Linked DNA regions of Homo sapiens: region 1 is linked to region 2. The links are chromatin loops, found by intact Hi-C in ENCODE. Cell type or tissue: CD4-positive, alpha-beta T cell. All regions are shown on one strand. Links, peaks and the distances in the headings refer to the core of each region. The heading gives the core; the rest is flanking DNA.

Region 1 (10,661 bases), core at 2,346-7,345, 190 kb after region 2:
GGTCCCTGAGGCTCTGTTCACCTTTCTTCATTCTTTTTTCTGTCTGTCCTTCAGATTTGGCTATTTCTGGTGCTCCGTCTTCAAGTTCACTGATTTTTTTTCCTCTGTCGTCTTAATTCTGCTACTGAACTCACCCAGTGAATTTATTTCAAATACTGTAATTAAGTTTTAAAATTTCCATTAGGTTCCTTTTTATTTCTCTGCTGGGTACTTCTGGTTTTCCACTCATTCCAAGAGTGTTCACCTTTACTTCATGAAGCATGGTTATAACTAGGACTGCAGTGAATTCTGGGATAATTTGAACGTTTGAGCATCTTGGGGCTGAAATCGTCTTTTCTGTTTGCATTTTCCTGGTTGTGTGCTGAGTAACTGCAAGTTGAATCCTCACTCGTCATGTGGAATGTTAGGTTAGACTCTGGGTTGTTAACACCCTCGTTGTAAGTGTCATTTCATGTGTTTGTTTCAGCAGCAGGCAACCTGGTTTAGGTTCTGACCACTGGTTCTGTCTCTCTTTCCACGAGCAGCAGGTCCACCACCAGGTCAGCCCTTGGCCTTGGCTGTGCTGTTTTGGGTCGTTGCCTGCACTCACAGGTGGGGTGGGCAGGGACGTGTGTCAGCACATGTAGAGAATCTGGGGGTCTGCTTCTCCAGCACTCTCCTTGCTGGAATTTGCCTTGCATTTTCTCACTTCTGGGGTCCCTTTTCTTGGTTTCTCTGTCCAGAAAGATGGGTTTCTCCCAGAGCTCTAGCCACCTGCACTGTCTCACGCTTCCACCCTTAAGGAAACAGGGCTCACCCTTAAGGAAAAGTAGTGACAGCAAAGAGAGAAAAATGGGAACCCCAACCCTCTCTAGTCCACAGTGCCCCCGTTTCCCAGGCCTCTCTGGAGTTGTTGCCCTGGTGCTGGCTGCACAGGACCACAGATTAGGGCCACCCCCGGGTCAAATCTGAGAGAGGAAAAACCACCCATGTGCCTGAGGTCATTTTTCAAGTTGTTGCTTTCTCCTCAGTTCACCTGCTAACGTTTACATCCTAGAATGCTCAGTGGCTAACATGATAGAATATTTCTACCTCAACCCCAAAGCCATGATTAGCAGGAAAATACTAGAAGCATCTGAGAGAGAGAAAGCAGTCCAGGTAGCCCGGAGCAGGCCTGTCCATCAGCCAGGCCAGGATGTCCATGTGAGGACCACGAAGTGCTCCGCAGAGCATCCGCAGCAGACCGTGACGGGTGAGGGCTGAACGAGCCCCTCTGTGATCCTGCCTGAACAGATGACAGCACAAACACCGGCCAAGCCACAGGGCGTCGACTCCCCCGGCCCAGGTGACAGGGGTGACCGCAGCTGCTTCAGTCACAGCTTCAGCCTCGCCTTGGGCTCCTCAGCCTGGAGGCAAGGCTTGTTAAGACCCCCAGGAGGGTCAGGCAGTGGTCCATGTCTGTAATCCCAACAGTGGCTGGCTGAGGCGGGAGTTCCAGACCAGACTGGGCAACACAGCAGGACTCCATCTCTACAGTTTTTAAAACTTAGCACAGTGGATCATGCCTGTAGTCCCAGTGCTTTGGGAGGCTGAGGCAAGATCGCTTGAGGCCAGGAGCTCAAGACCAGCCTAGACAACATAGCAAGACTGTTTCTAAAACAAAATTAAAGTTAGCTGGGTGTGGTGGTGTATGCCTGTTGTCCCAGCTACTTGGGAGGTCAAGGCTGCAGTGAGCTGTGATCACACCACTGCGCTCCAGCCTGGGTAACAGAGCAAGACCCTGTCTCTTGAAAAGAAAAAAAAAGAAACCTCCCCAAGAAGGAAGGGGCTTGGGCCCAGGCAAGGCTCCGGCACAGGGCAACATGGGAGCCAGAGACTGGGGAGAAGGCAGGCTCAGGGTGTTTGAAACCAGCTCAGGGCCTCGGGAAGGAGCCTCCCAGGTGTGAGGTGAGGGGGCATCATCCTAGGACCCATGTATCACTGAGATTATCCGGGAACAACGTAGGGGGAGAGGAGAGCGAGGGCTTTGCTTTCATTTGTATCACAAGCAGGGAGTAGGTGTAGGTGTACAGGCACCCAGCTCTTGGCCTGGAAAATGTTCCCCCATCGTCTTCATGGATAGGTGTGGCAAGGGGCTAAGGCCAGGCCACTGGGGGTACCCTTGCAGGCAGAAGGGGCTACCTAGCTACCTGTGCTCCTGGAGGCCCCCAGGTCTTCAAGAAGTCATCTGAGGGGCACAGCCTCTGGAGTGTGCCAGCCTTGGGTGCTGGGGAGGGTAGGAAAGAGGCCAGAAGAGCAGCCTGGAGACTTGGTCCCCTGGCCAACAGTTTCTGCTGAATCTCTGAGACATCGCACCAAAGCCCTCCAGAGTTGGCCAGTGGCCTTGTAGGGGGCAGGGCAGGCCATTGTGCCTGCTAGAGAGGGGAGCCCTGCCAGTCAGGAAGCTGTCACCATGGAGCCTGGGGGCTCAAGGGGGCAGAGGCAGGTTTGTGTCCCCGCTTCCTCCACTGGCCGATGCACAGGCCCTGAGGCTGGCAGGACGGTGGAGCCCGCTGGAGGTTGGAGCGGGGGCAGCCTTAGCGCTGCTGGCCTGGTGCCCACACCACCTTCTGCCTGGCTGCCCCACCTCCCACCTACTCATGTTTCTGTGACCTGGGAGGGTTCACCTAGGGCAGAGCAGTAGGCACCACAAGGGCTCTCCCACCCTCAGTTCCCAGGCTGGAGGCCCGACCACAGCCATAAATCAGGGAACCCCTGAGCCCAGGGAGGCTCCGTGCTGGGCTGAGCTGGCAGAACAAACGCGGCGCTTTAGCTCGGCCTCCATGCCCAGCTGGGCCGAGGATCCCCAGGGGCCTGTCTGGTCCCACTGGCCAGCGCTCTGCCTGCCTGGTAGAGCTGGGGCTTGCCCCTGGCCAGGGCAGCACTGACCCCACACCCCCCACCTCCCCACCCCAGCCCAGCAAGGGCCACGGCTCCACCTTAGGCCCCGTTTCCTCACCTGGCCTGCGGGGTTCTGGCCCACTCCTCACCCTCAGGACACTCCCTGCTGCGTGGGGGCCTAGGCTAGAAGGAAGGGTGCCCCAGGTCAGGGGACACCCAGTGGGGAGATGGGAGGAGGGGTCAGGATGGACAGTGGGCCCCATGGCAGCCCCCACCCTGACGCACCAGCAAGAACTCAGGGCATCTGGGCAAGGCCCTCTGCGCACCACCTGGCTGCCTCTGGAACCTTCCCACCCAGAGAAGGGGAATGCACCTCTGGTCCCCGCAGGAACCTGTCTTGAGGCACCAACAACACGCTACGAAGGACTCAAGCCCAGCAAGAGGAAGAGAGCCAAGGACACAGGTCAGCATCGCAGGCACCTACTCTGGAGTCCAGGAGCAGGGATACGGGGGCAGAGGATGGAGCAGCTGGGACCTCAGGGAGAGGTACGCAGGTTGCCATGGCTGCGTCTGCAGTCCACCTGCCTTTCCACGCCAGGGAGTCAGTGATGTGGAGCCCCCTGGGCCCCAGTGGAAGCAGCGATCAGACTATGTGTCCTTGAAATAATGTTTATTCCACGCTGTCCCGACAGCCCCCTCTGCAGGTCCCCTCGGTGTACTCTGAGGTGGGAAACCCTCCCTGGGGGCGGTGAAGGGGAACTCGGGCCACCCCACCAGCCAGCAGATGCTCCAGCAGCCAGAGCCCCAGCCTGGAGCTGAGGCTCTTCCTGGGGCTCGCCGGGCCCCTGCAGGCTTTTCGGACCCTCAGCCAGCCCGGCTTCCTCTGCTTTGGGCAGCAGCAAGCTGGCCCTTGGGCACCTGGACTGCTCACCAGCCGCCCAGCCATGGGTCCTGCTCTCCAGGTTCCTTCTAGCAGATCCATCTCTGTCAGAGCAAGGGACTCAGGCCTGGACCATCTTCTGGGCTGTCACTGGGGCTCTCAGTGGCCATCCCAGCTCTGCGCTGGCCCTTCTGGAGCGTGTAGGCAGACGGCCCCAGCCGCAGGATCTTCCCGCTGCCCAGGCACTCGTCCCCCTTGTAGAACACAGCAAACTGTAGGGGAGAGACCCTGGCATCAGGGGTGCCACAGGGAGCCAGCCGAGGGCAGGCAGGGGCAGAGTGCTCCCCTATGGGGCCTGGCCTGTGCTCGGAGCACCAGGCACTGAGCTCCCAGGGGAGCAGGGTTTTGCTGCTGCTGCTGCTGCTGAACAGGAGAGGAGAGGCCTGGGGCACCCAGTGGCTTCACTAGGGAGGGTCTTCAGGGTACCTCTCCCTGAGTGGGACAGTCACAGGGGCCTCTCCTGGGACTCCAAGGGACTGGCAGGTCTCTGCACCCCTTGGGAATGTGGAGCTGTGACAGGAAGGAGCATGGTGGCAGCCAGAGGATGCTTCCGCTTCCCTCACCCCAGGTTCCCTCCCACCACCTGCCCCTGGAGATTCCTCAGGCCTACACCCACCAGGCGCCCACCCTGGGAGCTCCTGCACACTCGGCCCACAGGGGCCCCGACCCTCTGCCTCTTTGAGCACTGTCCTCATGCCCCTTCCATTTTCTGTCCTCGCTTCTGGGGCCCGGGCAGCAGCTGAGCCTCTCAGGGCCCGAGCAGGAACTGGCTGGTTGGTGACACCAGAGTGGAAATCCTCTCACAGTTGTCACTGTGGGAGGAGCCCCCAGGGCAGGGCTGGTGGCACTCTGCCCTCACCAGCTGTGTGACCCGAGCACACCCTACTCCTGGGCCTCAGCCCCTTCCTCTGTAACCCGGGTGCCCTGGCAGGGTGCAGAGCAGTACAGTCCTCCCCGGGCTCACCCCCACACCCCACGCACCTGTCCTGTGGCAAGGGCACGCACAGCCTGCACAGCTGTCACCCACACGGTGCCATCTTGATTGAGGGTCAGCACACAGGGCACTGGGTAGAAGAGAGGGGCCCTTGGAGGGGGCACAGGCCTTTCCTGGTCGACCTCAGGCCCCCAGGGAGAAAGGAGCACCAGCCCACGGGGTCAAAAACCCCTGCTTAGAGGGGAAGGGCAGGGCACCAGCCTGGGCCCTGGACGCAGCAGGACACTGCGGGGCAGTGTACACACTTGCTTCAGCCCAACACGCCGGGGCCTGCCTGCATCTGCTCCCAGCACCCCCAGGCCTCGCTCAGGGCAGGCACAGGACACGGGAGTTCTAAATACTTTAGGTAATCTCCAAATGATCTCCACAACGGGACTTTCCTACCCCAGGGTCTCCCATCCCTGGCCCAAATCTGGCCTCAGGAAGCTCAGCTTCAAGGGGCCCGTCCTCAGGAGCCCTCCCGTCAGTCACCTAGTGCCATCTGGTGGCGGAATCGGAAGTGGCACTCCATCATCTTGTCCCGGACCAGTGCTGCGGGAGGCTCCTCCGCAATCCAGTGCACGCGGCTGGTCCTCAGCAGGTCCCTGTACAGGGCTGGGTGGTCTGTCCGGGGGGCCTGCAGAATGGAATGTGAAGGTGGGGACGCCGAGGGGCACCTGGCCCCAAGGCCGGCCTCAGTGTGGTCCCTGGGAACAACTGTCCTACCAGCACACACACACACAGGTAACGGTGCTGGCACCGCTCGAAGTGTTCTACCCACAGAAATTCATCTCATCACCCGCCGGGCCTTTGAATCCCCATTTTACAGATGAGGAGACTAAGGCCCAGGAAGGAAGTACCATGTCAGAGTGGGCAAGAGGCAGGGGTGAGATCCGAGCCCATGACAGTGAATGCTGCAGGTTCAAGTCTGACTCAGGCCCTCTACCTGCAACCACCTGTGGGGCAGCAGCACGGCCCCCCTCGAGGACTGGTTTTTCTATTCGCAGGGACAGGGGCCAGCCACACCACGGGCTCTTCTCTCAAGGCCACCCCAGGAATTCCTCCACACACCAAATGGCTGAGGAGAAAGGAGGGACTGGTAGCTGCTGGCTTCCCACAGGTGCCCCAGGACTGGCCCTGGTCTGGGGGGCCCCAGATACCCTAGGTTGGTTCTGAGGCCCCTGCTCCCTGTCACCCACCCATGGCCTCGGGCCATTGAGACCTGGCACCTCCTGGGATTGTGCCAAGCCCCGCCCCTGAAGCAGGACGAGGAGCATGAAGTTAAGGGCTTTGGGTTCTAAGCAGGCACCAAGACCCGTCCAGGGACAGGAGGCCGTTGGTTAACCCTTCTGGTCTTCTCACAGCAAACTGAAATCTAGATCATTTAATTCATTCGCAGCCAGGCTTTTCTCCCCACAGGTCTTCCTAGTAAGGAGATGTCCTGGAATCGGTGGGTGGGGCCTGCTGGCCCCCGCCTCCGTCTAAGAGAAGGCGCCCCAGCATTCGTGCCAGAACATGAGCCGGCAGCCAGGGTGCTGAGAGTGGGCCTTCTCAGCTCCACGCGCCAAGGTGGAGGCCGGGTCACTCAGGGAAGAGGCTGTGCTGAACACGGCAAGCAGCATCCCCGGCCTGACCCACAGATGCAGCAGCACCCGCGTCCTTGCTTTTCCACCCAAGCTGTGACAACCAAAAATGCCTCTAGACACTGGCAAGGTCCCCTGAAGGTGGGGTGAGCTTGCCGCCACTGAGCGGCCCTGCTTTGAGGCCAGGGTCACAGTGGTAAGGTCCCCACTGTGGTGGAAGGCTTGGTTTGATCCTGGCTTGGCCATCTGCACCTGCCTGACAACAACTCACTGGATCCTACCATGGTGGGCACCATCCTTGGCACTGAGGCCATGCCCTCTCCACCGGATGAGCCACCCAAGCTCTGGGCGTCGCTGTCCTCTTTCATAAAATTGGAGAAACTGTATCTGTGTATCGGGGTTCAGGGATGATTAAGAGACCAGCATACAACTCAGCCTAATGAATACCTTAAAACTCTCCTGCCACCATGGCCAGTCCCAGGAAAGGCAGGGGACCAAGGACAGGAACAGAGTTAGTCACAGCCTCCAGGAAGCCACGGCTGCTGGAGGCCTTCTCAAGCCCTGGTCTGGAAGCACTGCTGGCCCTGCCAGAACCAGCCCCAGTGCTGTCTCAGAGGCCGGCCCACTCACCACAAACACGTCACCCTTGACGCTGTCCTTCTCCACCACGTACCAGGGCTCTCTCAGGCCACCTATGTTTGCTCTCTGGCCCAAGGTATACAGGAACCAACCTACAGAAAGACAGTTTCTCCATGAGGCTGGGCAACAAGTTACAGCCCACATGTCACGCCTCATCATGAAGGCAGATGCTGGGAGGGCAGCCCAGAGCAGGCCCAGCAATGGTGTAACTCACTAGGAAGATACGATTCTCCAACCACCAAAGCCAGCCCTGACCAAGCACCTGAGCACATCTCATCATTGTCCAGGCCTGGGCTGGACATGGGGTGTGGTGGCCACAAAGAAGGCACCTTGTGCCCCAGAAGGTGCAGGTTCCAGCTGTAGGAGCCCCTGACCCTAGGCCCAGGATGCGGCTGGGTGCCCTGTGTGACGCCAGGGGCCCTTCTTGCTGAGCCCATGACATAGCTGCACGTCTTCACAGTGTCCATCTAATGCAGTAACTGCATCAGGGCTACCCCCAGCTGCTCTGCGCACCCTCACAATGTCACACAGCAGATGGCAAACTCACTGCCTCCCTCCCCTGCAGTGGGGCACACAGGCAGAGAGAACCTCATGGGATTTACCACGTGGCCTGGGCCGGCAGCCTTCTTCAGTGAAGTGAACTGCAGGTGGAAGCCATGAGTCATCCAACTGGCTCCTGCTGGGGCCAGGGCTGGCAGATACATGGGCAATCCTGTCTGGCAGTTCTGTCCCAAGCAAAGCTGTCACCTCCACCTGTCTCAGGAATGCCTAGCCCCGGCTCCGCCTGCCGTCTCCCCTCCACAAGAGGTGGAAGATCTCCAAGTGCAATTCACTGCAAGACGCCCTACACCTGAGCTGCAGCCTGGCTCTCCTGGCCAGTCCCACAGCTCAGGTCTGTGCTGTGTCAAGACCTGCCTGATCATCACGCCGGCAGGCACATCCCCGCCACTGTACTAACCCAACAATGGCTGCACTCTGTCCCCACAGCAGGACTGCACACTGTGACTGACTCGGAGCCTGTCCCCTGACACCAGGCACAGCACAGGCTCACGCAGGCCTCACCGCAGTAAGGGTCTGCACATGAGCGAGCAGCACTCTGGCCAGCGCGGACGCCTGATCCCATCGCTGCATGTGGTCCTTAATCATTCACACCATGCCGGGACGTCCACCTTACTCCCTGAATCAGAGTGGAGTTTTGTGTAGTTTAACATTTTCCTTACACAGGAAGGAAATCATTCTTTTTACAGGGACTTGATACGTAACTCACAGAGTATAGTCCTTCCAAGTCAGAGGCGCGCTTTTCATGAACTCCAGCATCTCAGCTGAGGCCACATCTGGAAGTGCACCCAGCCACCATCAAGGCAACTGTTCCACCCTAGGCCGTGCCCGCCCCCGGCCGCCCCACAGAGCCTTCTACAATTCTCCAGCCAAGTGGAAGGGACGACAGGAACTCTGGTCTAGTCTCCCAGAGCTGAAACGCCACAGCTCTAGGCATTTCAGATGACAAGTGGCAGAGTCTGCACCTCACCTTTATGTGTTCCCAGAACCTTATTGTCTTCTATGGAAATAAAGTGACCAGGTCGAGGCTGCAGATACTGGAAAACAAACATGTCATTACCGACGGAGATCTAGGCCCAGGGCAGACACGCAGCCCCATCTCTTTGTGTCAAAGAGCAGCACGCACCTGAAGAAGGAAATGTTCAAAATTCCTCTTCCCGATGAAACACATGCCCATGCTCTGAAATGAGAAGACGGCAGCCGTGAGAGGAGCAGAAGTGGCGGTGGCCCAAGCTGTACCCAGACGTCCTGAGCGGGCCCTGGGGCCTCCCGGCCTCACCCCACACTTTGCTTCCAGGGTAGGGGCCCGGCTGCCCACCGGCACCCTCGGCCGCCAGTCACAGCCGGCGCACACGATGCCAGAGCCTTAGAGAACGCCTCATTGTCTCGGCCCGCGGGGTCTGACCCTGCGCGGGAGACCCTCACACCAGCTGCCCCGGGGAAGAAAGCAGAACCCGGTCAGGTCCTTCAGGCCACTGTCCTGCGAGGAGTGGGGGAGAGACAGGGACCAGAGAAGGGGCAGGTAGCAGGAAAGCCAGGCCTGAAGCTAAGGCCTTAGGGGAGGGCTCCAGGGGAGTCAGAGGAGAGAGGCGCCTTCCTCAAGCACATCTGCCCTAGCTGGGGAGCCTGGGTGGCGTGCGCTCTCCACCGTGGCCCCATCAGGGGCTGCATCGTTTACTCTGGTTTGTGTCTCTCAAGACTGCCCTTCCATCCCTGCGGCTCCCACCACAGAGCGACACCGGAAACGGAAAACAAGAGGAGAGGAGGACGGGCGGTGGGCGTGCTCTTCAGGGAAGATGGCTCTGATGAAAGGTATGGCCGTTTCCATTACCAGGAAGAGACACGAAGGAGCAACAGCTCCCACCGCACTGGCCCCTGAAGAGGTGAGGCTCATCCCACAGCGCCCTCGCCCTCCATCCCCAAGGCCCTCCCACGGGCTTCATCCTAGTTCCGCCAACACTCCGGGTTCTCTCTTTTTGAGACGAGTTTCGCTGTGTTGCCCAGGCTGTCCTCAAACTCCTGGGTGCGCTCGATCCTCCTGAGGAGCTGGGGCCACAGGCAGGCACCCCCACAGCGGCTCCCTGGCTTCTCCTCGCCTCAAGGCCTTTGCACTGCCGTTCCCTCATCTGGACTTTCCCAGCCCTCTCTGGGACACCGGATCCTCTCCTCCTTCAGGTCTCAGGTTCCATGTGACTTCTTTTGAGGCCGTTTTTGGCATCTCCATTCCCTACTCTCAGACCCCACTGGTGCTTCCCACCCAGGGTCCTACACCTCCCTCCGTAGACATTTTCTAGGTTTACACTGATTGGCCTCCTGCCTGTGTCCCCCACTCGCGGGCGGGCTCCATGGAGGCGAAGATGGAACTGTGTGCGCGTCACCAATTCCTCGCGGCCCAGCAGCACAGCGCCCGAACAGATGGCACCGAACGAGTCTGTGCCGGGCAAGCGGGTGACAGGGCACATGAGTGTGCAGACGGCGGCACAGCACCTGCCCCTCCAGGGGTCTCGGGGCTGCATCACACTGCCTGGCACTCACCTGGCAGGCAGGCCATCCCAAGAGCACCCCACCAGCTGCTAAGGCTGTGGGGAAAGCTGCCTACCACATAGGGGCAGAGGAGAGGAAAAAAGCAAGGAGTCTCGTATAGGCTGCTCCCGATGTCAGCAGAGCCCTGTACCGTGCGCCTCAGCAAACTCCTCCATCTATTGCTCCAAGGCCCGCCTTTGATGTTAGGTCCTGGAGAAGGGGAAGTGGTGCGGGACCCACAGGTCCAGCTGCTCCGTGCCATGCAGTCGGGAAAGGGAAACAGGCACTAATCAAAGGCAACTGCTCACTCGTACCTCTTTCTTCTGAAGCACATGATGAAGTCTATTCTCAGCAGCGATTTTCTTTACAAACTCTTTCGTTAATCCCCCCAGAGGGAAGATGGTTCTCCTCAGGGCATCCTGGGAAACCTGGCTGAGAAAGAAGGTCTGGTCTTTAAAGCTGTCAGCTGCCTGGAGGAGTTTTACCGCTGCCAAGAATAAAGAACAAAAGACGATGCAGGAATAAAAATAATGATACTTCACTTTCAACAATGTCCTTCTGTTCACTTAGACAGACTACCCCTAGC
Region 2 (10,528 bases), core at 3,638-8,637:
CCTGGTTAACACGGTAAAACCCTGTCTCTACTAAGAAAAAAAAAATTAGCCGGGCGTGGTGGTGGGCACCTGTAGTCCCAGCTACTCGGGAGGCTGAGGCAGGAGAATGGCATGAACCCAGGAGGTGGAGCTTGCAGTGAGCTGAGATCGCGCCACTGCACTCCAGCTGGCGACACAGCGAGACTCTGTCTCAAAACAAAACAAAACAAAACAAAACACTAAGTTTGTGTGGCTGGGTGCAGTGGCTCATACCTGTAATCCTAGTACTTTGGGAGGCCAAGGCGGGTGGATCACCTGAGGTCAGGAGTTCGAGACCAGCCTGGCCAACATGGTGAAACCTTGTCTCTACTAAAAATACAAAAATTAGCCGGGCATGGTGGTGCATGCCTGTAATCCCAGCTACTCAGGAGGCTGAGGCAGGAGAATTGCTTGAACCCGGGAGATGAAGGTTGCAGTGAGCTGAGATCATGTTACTGCACTCCAGCCTGGGTGAGAGAGTAAGACTCTGTCTCAAAAAAAAAAAAAAAGACTCAGTTTGTAGGATTTTATTACATCAACCAGAGGAGAAGACTGAGGTCCAGAGAGGAAAACAGACTCACCCAAGCTCCCCACCAGGCCTCCTGACTCATTGCCCAGTGCTTCCTGCTTGTCCTGCCTGACCTCCTCACATGACAGGGACAGAGGCCCCAGCTCACACGTCCACTGCTGATTCCGCAGAGGCAAAAGTTCAGAAAAACCAAGCCAAGTCCATTTCTCTGGGTGTGCAGGCGAGCAAATTTTGTGGACAGAGAAGCCTGTGTGCCCTGAATCATGCAAAGGAACCAATTAACCAATTTTAGCAGAAGTTGGAACTTGCAGGAACCGAGCGCTCTGCCAATAGCTCCTCCTTGTCCCCTGTGTCCCCCTGAAGCAGGTGGCGGTGTGCCACGATGTCACCTTGGATTTAGAGTTTCTTAGCTTCGTGAGAGCCCAGAACACATACCGCCTGCATCCCCGAGGCCAGCTGGGTGGCTCTGGCCTATTTATAGTGTCCTCATCCATCTTCTTTTCTTTTGATCAGGGCAGGACCCAATCTCGGAGGAGCTGCAAATCTCGGCATGCTCGACAAATTCCAGCAGGGCATGAATCATGGGCTCCTGCCTCGTGAGGGCCCTCCTCTGCCAGTGGGGCTGGTGGAGCTCTGGGGCTCGCCTGCTGCCCAGCTTGGAGGCAGAGCCGGGCCTGACGGAGTCCTCCCTGCACATTCCAGAGGAGCTCAAGCCAGCTTTCCCCCCGGGATCTCACCTGACACTGCAAGGCAGAGTGCCCCACGAAGAGAGGGTTTCCTTCGCTTGCCTTTTTGCCCTGGCAAGACTGGCAACCAGGAGTCCGTGAGCACCGGTGCCTCCTCAGGGGTGGCACCTCTTTCTGGGAAGCCACACGGGTCTCAGACAGCTGTGCCCTTCCTGCTGCCCTCCAGCTGCCAGAAGGCCATAGTTCCCATGTGCCCTGGAATGTGGGACTCTCTTTGAGACGTCCACTTGGGGACCTGTCCTCAGGCCCTGGGGTCAGCACACAGGTGGGCAGTTTCTTTGGGCTCAGGGTCAGGCTCCTACTGGTGGGTGAAGGCAGCCCTTTGTCTCATGTCTTGCCCCAGCGTTCCTGAGTAGCAGGCTCCCTCCCCCATCCTCTTGGCAGCTGTCCCTCCCTGCTCCCTCCCGGTGACCACAGCCAAGCCAAGAGGCCTGTGCTCTGTTCCCCACACGTCCATGTAGAGTGGCTGGACACCGGTGTTGATTGCTGTGGAGGTGGCTGGAGGGAGTGGACATTCCATTGTAATGATGGCAAAAATAGCCATGATCTTTCAGCCACTGCTGAAACTGCTGGAGTCAGGCCCTTCCCAGGTATGATTTGCCCTCCCTGATGGTGCATTTGTCTCCCAGATGTGCAGATGTGGAAGCCGATGTCCTGGGGATCAGGGGAACCTCATGAGGGAGGAGGCAGGGGGCCAGGACTGGCTCCTGAGCTCTGCAACCCCAGTGTTGCCGTCTGTCTTTTAATCTTTAAAAAGAAGATACAATGATATAATTAGGATGCGGCAATCTCAGCACTGGGAGGCCAAGGCGGGGCGGATCACTTGAGGTCAGGAGTTTGCGACCAGCCTGGCCAACATGGTGAAATCCCATCTCTACTAAAAATGCAAAAAAATTAGCCGGGAGTGATCTCAGCTACTCAGGAGGCTGAGGCAGGAGGATCGCTTGAACCGGGGAGGCGGAGGTTGCAGTGAGCCGAGATCGCACCACTGCACTCCAGCCTGGGCAACAGGGCAAGATTGTGTCTCAAAAAAAACAACAAAAACAAAACCAATAATAATAATTAGAATGCTGACACTGTCTCTAGCTTTTCTGGGTCTCTCCCATTCCTGTAGAATCGTTCTTGCCCACAATCACCTGCCCATCTCTCTTGCACCCCAGAAAAGTTTTGCAAGTTCAGGAAGAGAAAAAAATAATCTGACATGTACTGTCTGTATTCTCCCATGACAATAATCTCTCTGTGGGGGGAGGGGTGTCCATGTCTACCACGGTATTGAATGAATATTGAATGAATGGCTGAATGTGCATGAAGGAAAGGAGACAGTGGGTGGTTCAAGTGTGGTTGTTCTTGCTTCCCCATTCCAATCAGGACATAAGCGGGGGGCCAGGGAGGACAAGGCCAGGCTGGCAGAGTGTCATCAACTCACGGCTGCTGCGGTGGGTGGCCCTCCTGTCCAGCAACAGCATCAGGGGGTGGGTGAGCGTGTTAGGAGGGGACAGAAAAGTAGGGGCCACTGGCTTCCCCCACCCCCAATCTGCCAATCCTACCTCAGAACAGTTTTTTTCTTTTTTTGAGACGGAGTCTCGCTCTGTCACCCAGGCTGGAGTGCAGTGGCTTGATCTCAGCTCACTGCAATCTCTGCCTCCCCGGTTCAAGCAATTCTCTTGCCTCAGGTTCCTGAGTAGCTGGGACTACACGTGCGCACCACCACGCCCAGCTAATTTTTGTGTTTTTAGTAGACATGGGGTTTCACCATGTTGGCCAGGTTGGTCTCGAACTCCTGACCTCAGGTGATCCACCTACCTTGGCCTCCCAAAGTGCTGGGATTACGGTCATGAGCCACCGTGCCTGGCCCTCAGGGCAACTTTAGTGCTCCTCCCTATACCCAGCAGGGGCAGAGGAAAGTCCCCAGGGAAAGTCCTCTTTGAGCCGTTGATGACAGCATGGTTAGTAGTAGTTACAATGCCAAAATATAAAAAGAATAATTTTAAAAAAGATTTTGTGTGCAATTTTGCAGAGGGAATGTCTTGCCCTTTTTTCTCCACTCAAAAGGAAGGGAGGGTATTCAAAAGAGTCCAAAAGTGGAAACAGCCCAAATCCCCACTGGCTGATGAGTAGATAAACAAACTGTAGTGTATCCACAGCGTGACACGTTACTCAGCCTTCAAAAGGAAGGAAGCACCAATTTATGCCCCAATGTGCAGGAACAGTGAAATGTGATGCTGAGAAAGCAGCCAGGCCCAAGAGGCCACACAGTGTGTGACTCCACTGACACAAACCACCCAGGACAGGCAAATCCATAGAGTCAGGAAGCCAGTTATCAGTTGCTGGGGGCTGGCAGGGGATTGATGATGACTTTGGGGCTTCTTTTTGGGGTGATCCAATGTTCTGGAATTAGATAGCGGTGATGACTACACAACTCTGTGACTATACTGAAAGCATTGAATTGTACACTTTAAAGTGGGTAATTTTTAAGATATGTGAAGTGTGTCTCCTTTTTTTTTTCTTTTTACATTTATTTTTTGGGCCGGGTGCAATGGCTCACACCTGTAATCCCAGCTCTTTGGGAGGTTGAGGTGGGCAGATCACGAAGTCAAGAGATTGAGACCATCCTGGCCAACATGGTGAAACCCCATCTCTACTAAAAATACAAAAATTAGCTGGGCGTGGTGGTGCACACCTGTAGTCCCAGCCACTCAGGAGGCTGAGGAGGAGATCAAGGAGAATCGCTTGAACCCGGGAGGTGGAGGTTGCAGTGAGCTGAGATTGCGCCATTGCACTCCAGCCTGGGGACAGAGTGAGAGTCCGTCTCAAAAAAAAAAAAATTTTTTTTTTTTAGAGATGGGGTTTCATTATGTTACCCAGGCTGGTCCTGAACTCCTGGGCTCAAGTGATCCACCCACCTTGGCCTCCCAAAGTGTTGGGATTGCCGGCATGTGCCACCGTACCTGGCCCTTGATCTCATTTTTTTTTTTTTGAGACGGAGTCTCACTCTGTCACCCAGGCTGGAGTGCAGTGGCACGATCTCGGCTCACTGCAAGCTCCGCCTCCCGGGTTCACGCCATTCTCCTGCCTCAGCCTTCCGAATAGCTGGGACTACAGACACCCGCCACTACGCCCGGCTAATTTTTTTGTGTTTTTAGTGGAGACAGGGTTTCGCCGTGTTAGCCAGGATGGTCTCCATCTCCTGACCTCATGATCCGCCCGCCTCGGCCTCCCAAAGTGCTGGGATTACAGGCGTGAGCCACCGCACCAAGGTTGCAGGGAAATGTAATAGTTTAACTTGAGAACTTAAATGTAGGTCACTCAGACTTCTCTTAGAGATAGAGATGGTGCAAGAAAATGCAGGTTTTGCCGGGCGCAGTGGCTCATGCCTGTAATCCCAGTACTTTGGGAGGCTGAGGTGGGTGGATCACCTGAGGTCAGGAGTTCGTGACCACCCTGACCAACATGGAGAAACATCATCTCTACTAAAAGTACAAAAAATTAGCCAGGTGTGGTGGCGCATGCCTGTAATCCCAGCTACATGGGAGGCTGAGGCAGGAGAATCGCTTGAACCTGGGAGTTGGAGGTTGCAGTGAGCCAAGATCGTGCCATTGCATTCCATCCTGGGTGACAAGAGTGAAACAAAAATAAATAAATAAATAAATAAATAAGGCCAGACATAGAGGCTTATGCCTGTAATGCCAGCACTCTGGGAGGCTGAGGAGGGAAGATAGCTTGAGGTTGGGAGTTTGAGACCAGTCTGGGCAATGTAGCAAGACCCTGTCACTACAAACATTAAAAAGAAAAAATTAGCCAAGCATAGTGGTATGTGCCTGTAGTCCCAGCTACTCAGGAGGCTGAGGCAGAAGGATCACTTGCGCCCAGGGGTTTGAGGCTGCAGTGAGCTGTGGTCATGCCACTGCCCTCCAGCTTGGGTGACAGAGTGAGACCCAGTTTCAGGGAAATAAAAAGGGAGGGAGGTATGTAAAGAAGAACAGTAATCAGTAATCAGTAAACAGTAATCAGGGCCGGGCGCAGGCTCACGCCTGTAATCCCAGCACTTTGGGAGGCTGAGGCGGGCGGATCACAAGGTCAGGAGATCAAGACCATCCTGGCTAACATGGTGAAACCCCGTCTCTGCCAAAAATACAAAAAAATTAGCCAGGCGTGGTGGCGGGTGCCTGTAGTCCCAGCTACTCAGGAGGCTGAGGCAGGAGAATGGTGTGAATCTGGGAGGCGGAGCTTGCAGTGAGCCGAGATTGTGCCACTGCACTCCAGCATGGGTGATAGAGCAAGACTCCATCTCAGAAAAAAAAAAAAAAAAAAAGAACAGTAATCAAGTGAGACAATATTCCCCCATATTGGCTCCATGATAACGTTTATGTGCATCAGGTGGGGGCCAGGAAACAAGATCGACCACGACAATGATAATAATAGTGATAGGAGCAAGGATATTCAGCAGCGTGAACTCAGCAGGTGTGGACCCTCTTCCGGGAACACGTGCATCTCCCTTACCTGAGCCTGGAGTCAGCAGCCCTCCCAGTCACTGCCCCCAAATGCAGCTCCCATGCCCTCCTGGGGCTTGTGTGCTCAGGTAGGCCCTTCATTCTCGTTCCCCGGGACTAGATGGGGGTGCAGCCTGTGGGGGGAGCCCCATCTCCACGCTGTGCACTCTGAGGCTCCGTTTGCTGTGTGTCTTGCAGAGCTGGGCATCCTCACCCTATAGAGAGTGAGGGGCTCAGGAGTCCCAGGAGCAGCGGGCAGTATGACTAGCAGCCCGTGTGGCCGGCCACTGCTCGGGGCCAGCAGCATCGTAAGTGTGTGTGCATGCACAGGGCTCACTCTCAGCATGGTAGCCACGGAGCCCGGGGCTCAGGCTGGTCTCTGCTCTGCTCAGGGACAGTGTGGTGGGCACCTGCACAGGCAGCCAGGCAGGCGCAGAGGGGTAGAGCCCATGCTTGGCCACTAGGGGCCAGTGCAGCCCTGAGATGGGCCCAGCAGGCACAGGCAGTGTGGGTGAGCATGGGGCGAGGGCATGGCCACAGGACCTTGTTGTTCCTGCCCACCCGGGCTCCCCAGGGAGATGCAAGAGCAGTTTTGGACACAAGACCTCAGCCCATTGCCCTGAGCCCACAGCATTTCCAGGCAGGCTGGAGATTTGTCTCTGGCTTTTGTGCGTGCCGGCTAAACTTCCTGGAGCTTTCCAGAACCTTCTTGGGGCTAAAGCCTCCCTGGAGCAGGTCGTTCAGGTGCTGGCATCTCAGGGAGCACCTGAGGGCGCCGAGCTCCCAGGAGGAGGCTTCACGAGGCGGCCTGGGTAGCCGTACGCGACAGCCCACGGGCAAGAAATCCCAGCTTTTATATTAGACAAGTTCTGGCAACTTCCAAGCAGGAAAACATGTTTTCTTTGTAGTCATAAAGTTATCCTGGCCTTCCAGGGAAGCGCTAGTACATAAGACGTGCTTGATTAGGATCTAAATTCTCTGTAGCCCCTTGCCTCTATTAACTCTATGTTGAGGCTTCATTTTTGTTCCGTGTTCTAACTTTCACAATTTTCCATGTGTCAAACCCCACCAACTGTAAGGCATCGAGAGGAGGCAGAGGGGTGCAATGGGCCTGCTCCCAAGATGTTTCCCCCTGAATTCCAAAAATAGGGCAAAGTGGACAAAGTGGAGCTTGGCCTGGGCTCACTCGGCTTTTGCCTATGAGTGATTTCTTGTGGCTCCTTGCTGTTTACCAACTGGCCCAGGAATTTACTGTGTAAGGAACAGATTCCAGAAGTCATGTAGCTTCTGGTTGCGGCCCCTGGCAAAACGCATTTTCAAGTGCTTTCTACAGCACGTACAACACTAGAAATCCATCGTGTCTGCCTTTTTTTTTTCTAAATTCTATTTTTGTTTTAAAAAATGCTCACTTCCCGTGAAACACCTCCGGGCAAGTGCAAAATACAAACATCAATTACAATCCATTGAGCCCCTGAGAAAGGCCGCAAGCAGCGATTCTAGGCACAGAAAACTGGTCAGTGGCTCTCAGGGTGACAGGTGCAAGAATGACCCAGGGTGCTGTTACTGAACTCCAAGCCCCCTCCCCGCCCTGAGAGTCATGAGTGGGCCACTGACCCCAGAGATGGTGGGCACATAGGGGCCGGGGAGGAGAGACCCTGCTCCAAGCCAATTCCAAAGGGGAAGGATATGAGCCGGGCAGTGACCTGTGGGAGCCGCAGACTCGGGCAGTGGACAAGCCCACCACATAGGTCACTGCCCTTTACAAAAAGCCCCACATATATCCCTTCTGCTCTCCAGGAATCAGCTCCACTTTCTGGAAACACATTGGGTGGACTGGATCAGTGTCCAAGTACAGACCCCTTGGGAAATCAGCTGAAAGCTGCAGCCCCTGCCTCTGCTCCAACACAGATGTGTGACCACATTCAATTCACATAATGAAGACAGAGAGGAGGCAGCCTTGAACTCATGCTAGGAAACAGCAACTGTGAAAATAGTAAATGCTATTACTGGCAGATCCATGCCTGAGCCAGACCCTGTGCCGACCGCTTCACACAGATTGTCTTGTTAATCCTTCAACAACGCTAGGAGTCTAGGACTATTGTGTCCAGTTAGAACAAGGAGTTAGGCCTTGGCGAAGGTCACACAACTAGTTAGTGGCAGAATTAAAGCTCAACCCCTCGAAGGTGCCAGTCATTCCAAACTCGTGATTTCTGATGCGGCCGGACCACCTGGCCGTCTCAGCACAAGCTGCGGCCTCCGTCTTGTTAGTCCCTCTCCCCTCCCCACTTACTTAAAATTGTGGATTCTAGGCCCGGCGCGGTGGCTCATGCCTGTAATCCCAGCACTTTGGGAGGCTGAGGTGGGTGGATCACCTGAGGTCAGGAGTTCCAGACCAGCCTGGTCAACATGGCGAAACCGTCTCTACTAAACATACACACATTAGTCAGGACTGGTGGTGTGTGCCTATAATCCCAGCTACTCTGGAGGCTGAGGCAGGAGAATTGCTTGAACCCAGGAGGTGGAGGTTGCATTGAGCTGAGATCGCGCCACTGTCCTCCAGCCTAGGTGAGAGAGCAAAACTCCGTCTCAAAAATAAATAAAGTAAAATAAAATAAAACTGTGGACTCTAAATAGGGTGTGGTGGCTCATACCTGTAATCCTAGCACTTTGAGAGGCTGAAGTGGGAGGATCTCTTGAGCCCAGAAGTTTGAGATCAACCTAGGCAACATAGCAAGACCCCATCTCTATTTAGCAATAAATAAAAATAGGCCAGGCACGGTGGCTCATGCCTGTAATCCCAGCACTTTGGGAGGCCGAGGTGGGCGGATCACGAGGTTGGGAGTTCGAGACCAGCCTGACCAACATGGAGAAACCCCGTCTCTACTGAAAATACAAAATTAGCCGGGCGTGAGGCGCACGCCTGTAATCCCAGCTACTAGGGAGGCTGAGGCAGAATTGCTTGAACCTGGAAGGCGGAGGTTGTGGTAAGCTGAGATCGTGCCATTGCACTCCAGCCTGGGCAACAACAGTGAAACTCTGTCTCAAAAAAACAAAACAAAACAAAACAAAACAAAACAAAAAAAAACAAAAACTGCCGACTCTAGATGCAGGCATAGGGAAAAGTACGCAAATCATGTGTTTGGAGTTCAAAGTGTGATCATGAAGCCGACACTCTGGTAACCCTCAGGTCCAGAAGGGGATGCCCCTCCTCCCCCAGAGCCCTCCTGAATGTGCCCATAATCACCTCCTTGTTTTTCTTCATCTTTCCCCTATTTGTGCACACCTCTAAACGTTATGGTGGAGTCGGGCTTGCTGTCGGTCTAAGCGTGAATGGAATGATCTTTTGTCTTTGCTGGACATCCTGTTAGTGAGATTCATCCATCCTCCCCTGTCCCTAGGTGTTGGGCAGTCCCTGTGGTTACCTCGCAGCCTGCAGGTGCCTTATTCCAGAAAAGCAGGCCCACACCTGAACCCACTGGCTGCAGCTGAGTTTTGTTTATTTAAACCCAACCCACTCTGCTTAAAGCCTTATTGCAAAACAGGCACTCCTGGGGTTCTCTGGTTTTTCCTCCTGCCTGGGTCCCCTTCAGGTCCGCCCAGTAGCCTTCCACTGGGAGGCTCCGGGCTCAGGGACCCGCCCTGCCTTCCGGCCCCAGAACTCCTGTCCTTTCATCCTTCCCGGAAAAATCCCAGTGGAAGGGTATATGGCGGGTGGGGAGGTCCTGGACCGCTCACATTAAGGAGACGGACTTTTCTCCTTCCTCCCCTCCCTCCACACACACATTTCCCAACAGGACTCTCCAGTGGAAACCTCGAATTAAAAGGTTCCAAAGCAACTCCACCTTTTAGATCAATATAACGTGTTCAAATCCTTGCTACTGGGAAGAAAATGCTCACATTGGGCTTCAGCACAAAGACACTGTTTCAGCAGCTTTGAGCGAAGTTGGCTGAGTATGCGTGTGACACACACACAGACACATCGCTCCGGGGGAGAAACCCTTCCGGTTCTCCACAGCCGCCCACGGTCCTCGTTGAGACTGGACTCATCTCAGCTCAGCTCAGAGATTTGGCTGCAGGATCCGACCCTCCCTTGCCAAAAAGACCCGTTCTAGGGGTGACTGCGCATTACTCCCACCCCCACCGCTCCGACCGGCCCCAGGAGAAGCCCTTCTAGGAGAGAAGAGGCGACCCCCACCTACCGTCCCCGACCACTGGGAGGCCTAAGGGCTGCACTGGACTCCGGCGCCCCGAGCGCCACCAAGGGAGTGCGCGCCCTTCCCAGCCGCTGGTGGCACAGTCCCAAAGCCCCGCCCATGCGGGGGGTCGCCAAGTCCTAAGCCTCCACCCCCTTTATCCCTGTGCCCCATCCGGAGGCAGGTGTACCCGTCACGCAAACCTAAAGCTGCCCCCGGCCCCCCGTGGTTCCCCGCAGGAGGCGGGGGTGTGTGTCACTTTTCTGAAAGCTCTAAGGTCTCTGCCCCCCGCCCCCCGCTGTCCTCCGTAGGAGGCTGGGCAGGGGCTGTGGCACAGCTCTAAATCCCTGCGGGTGCTTGCTTGCCCCAGGCAGCTTCCAGGACCCGCAGCCCCCCGCCTTCCCCGCAACCCGCTTCGGGAGGAGCCGGACGCTCGGGGATTCCGCGATGCGTCCGCGAACGCTCGGGTCGGGCCGCACGCGGGAGATGAGCGCGCCTCCGCCGTCCTCTCCAAATCCCTTATGTCAACCGGGGTTTTCTTCTTTCATTTAA

What was found. Hi-C counts contacts between places; a loop is a spot of excess contacts. Peaks named below come from ENCODE experiments on the same cell type or tissue, not always from the same donor. Only the 100,000 strongest peaks of a DNase experiment are listed, where the experiment ranks them.
Region 1: a loop joins it to region 2, with 10 times the contacts of the local background. A loop is called at or near these places in 102 of 110 quality-filtered maps.

What each region holds. Positions count from the first base shown.
Region 1 is chr22:46,350,192-46,360,852 of GRCh38, reverse strand. TRMU (tRNA mitochondrial 2-thiouridylase) reads right to left here. Exons shown (of 11, transcript NM_018006.5): 5 at 10,390-10,562; 6 at 8,679-8,732; 7 at 8,523-8,589; 8 at 6,986-7,086; 9 at 5,265-5,409; 10 at 4,781-4,863; 11 at 3,513-4,011. The coding sequence ends at 3,847. Among named protein-coding and RNA genes, the nearest start is that of TRMU, 20 kb to the right of the region's middle. In CD4-positive, alpha-beta T cell, for the core only: CTCF peaks have their summits at 5,082 and 5,281 (motif pointing left); a DNase peak (open chromatin) is centred at 5,272.
Region 2 is chr22:46,538,200-46,548,727 of GRCh38, reverse strand. LINC02925 (long intergenic non-protein coding RNA 2925) reads right to left here and starts at 7,233. Exons shown (of 2, transcript NR_186692.1): 1 at 5,794-7,233; 2 at 531-2,040. RefSeq lists enhancers at 869-1,388, 1,389-1,910, 1-2,090. In CD4-positive, alpha-beta T cell, for the core only: CTCF peaks have their summits at 6,034 and 6,237 (motif pointing right); a DNase peak (open chromatin) is centred at 6,257; H3K27me3 peaks cover 1,104 bases.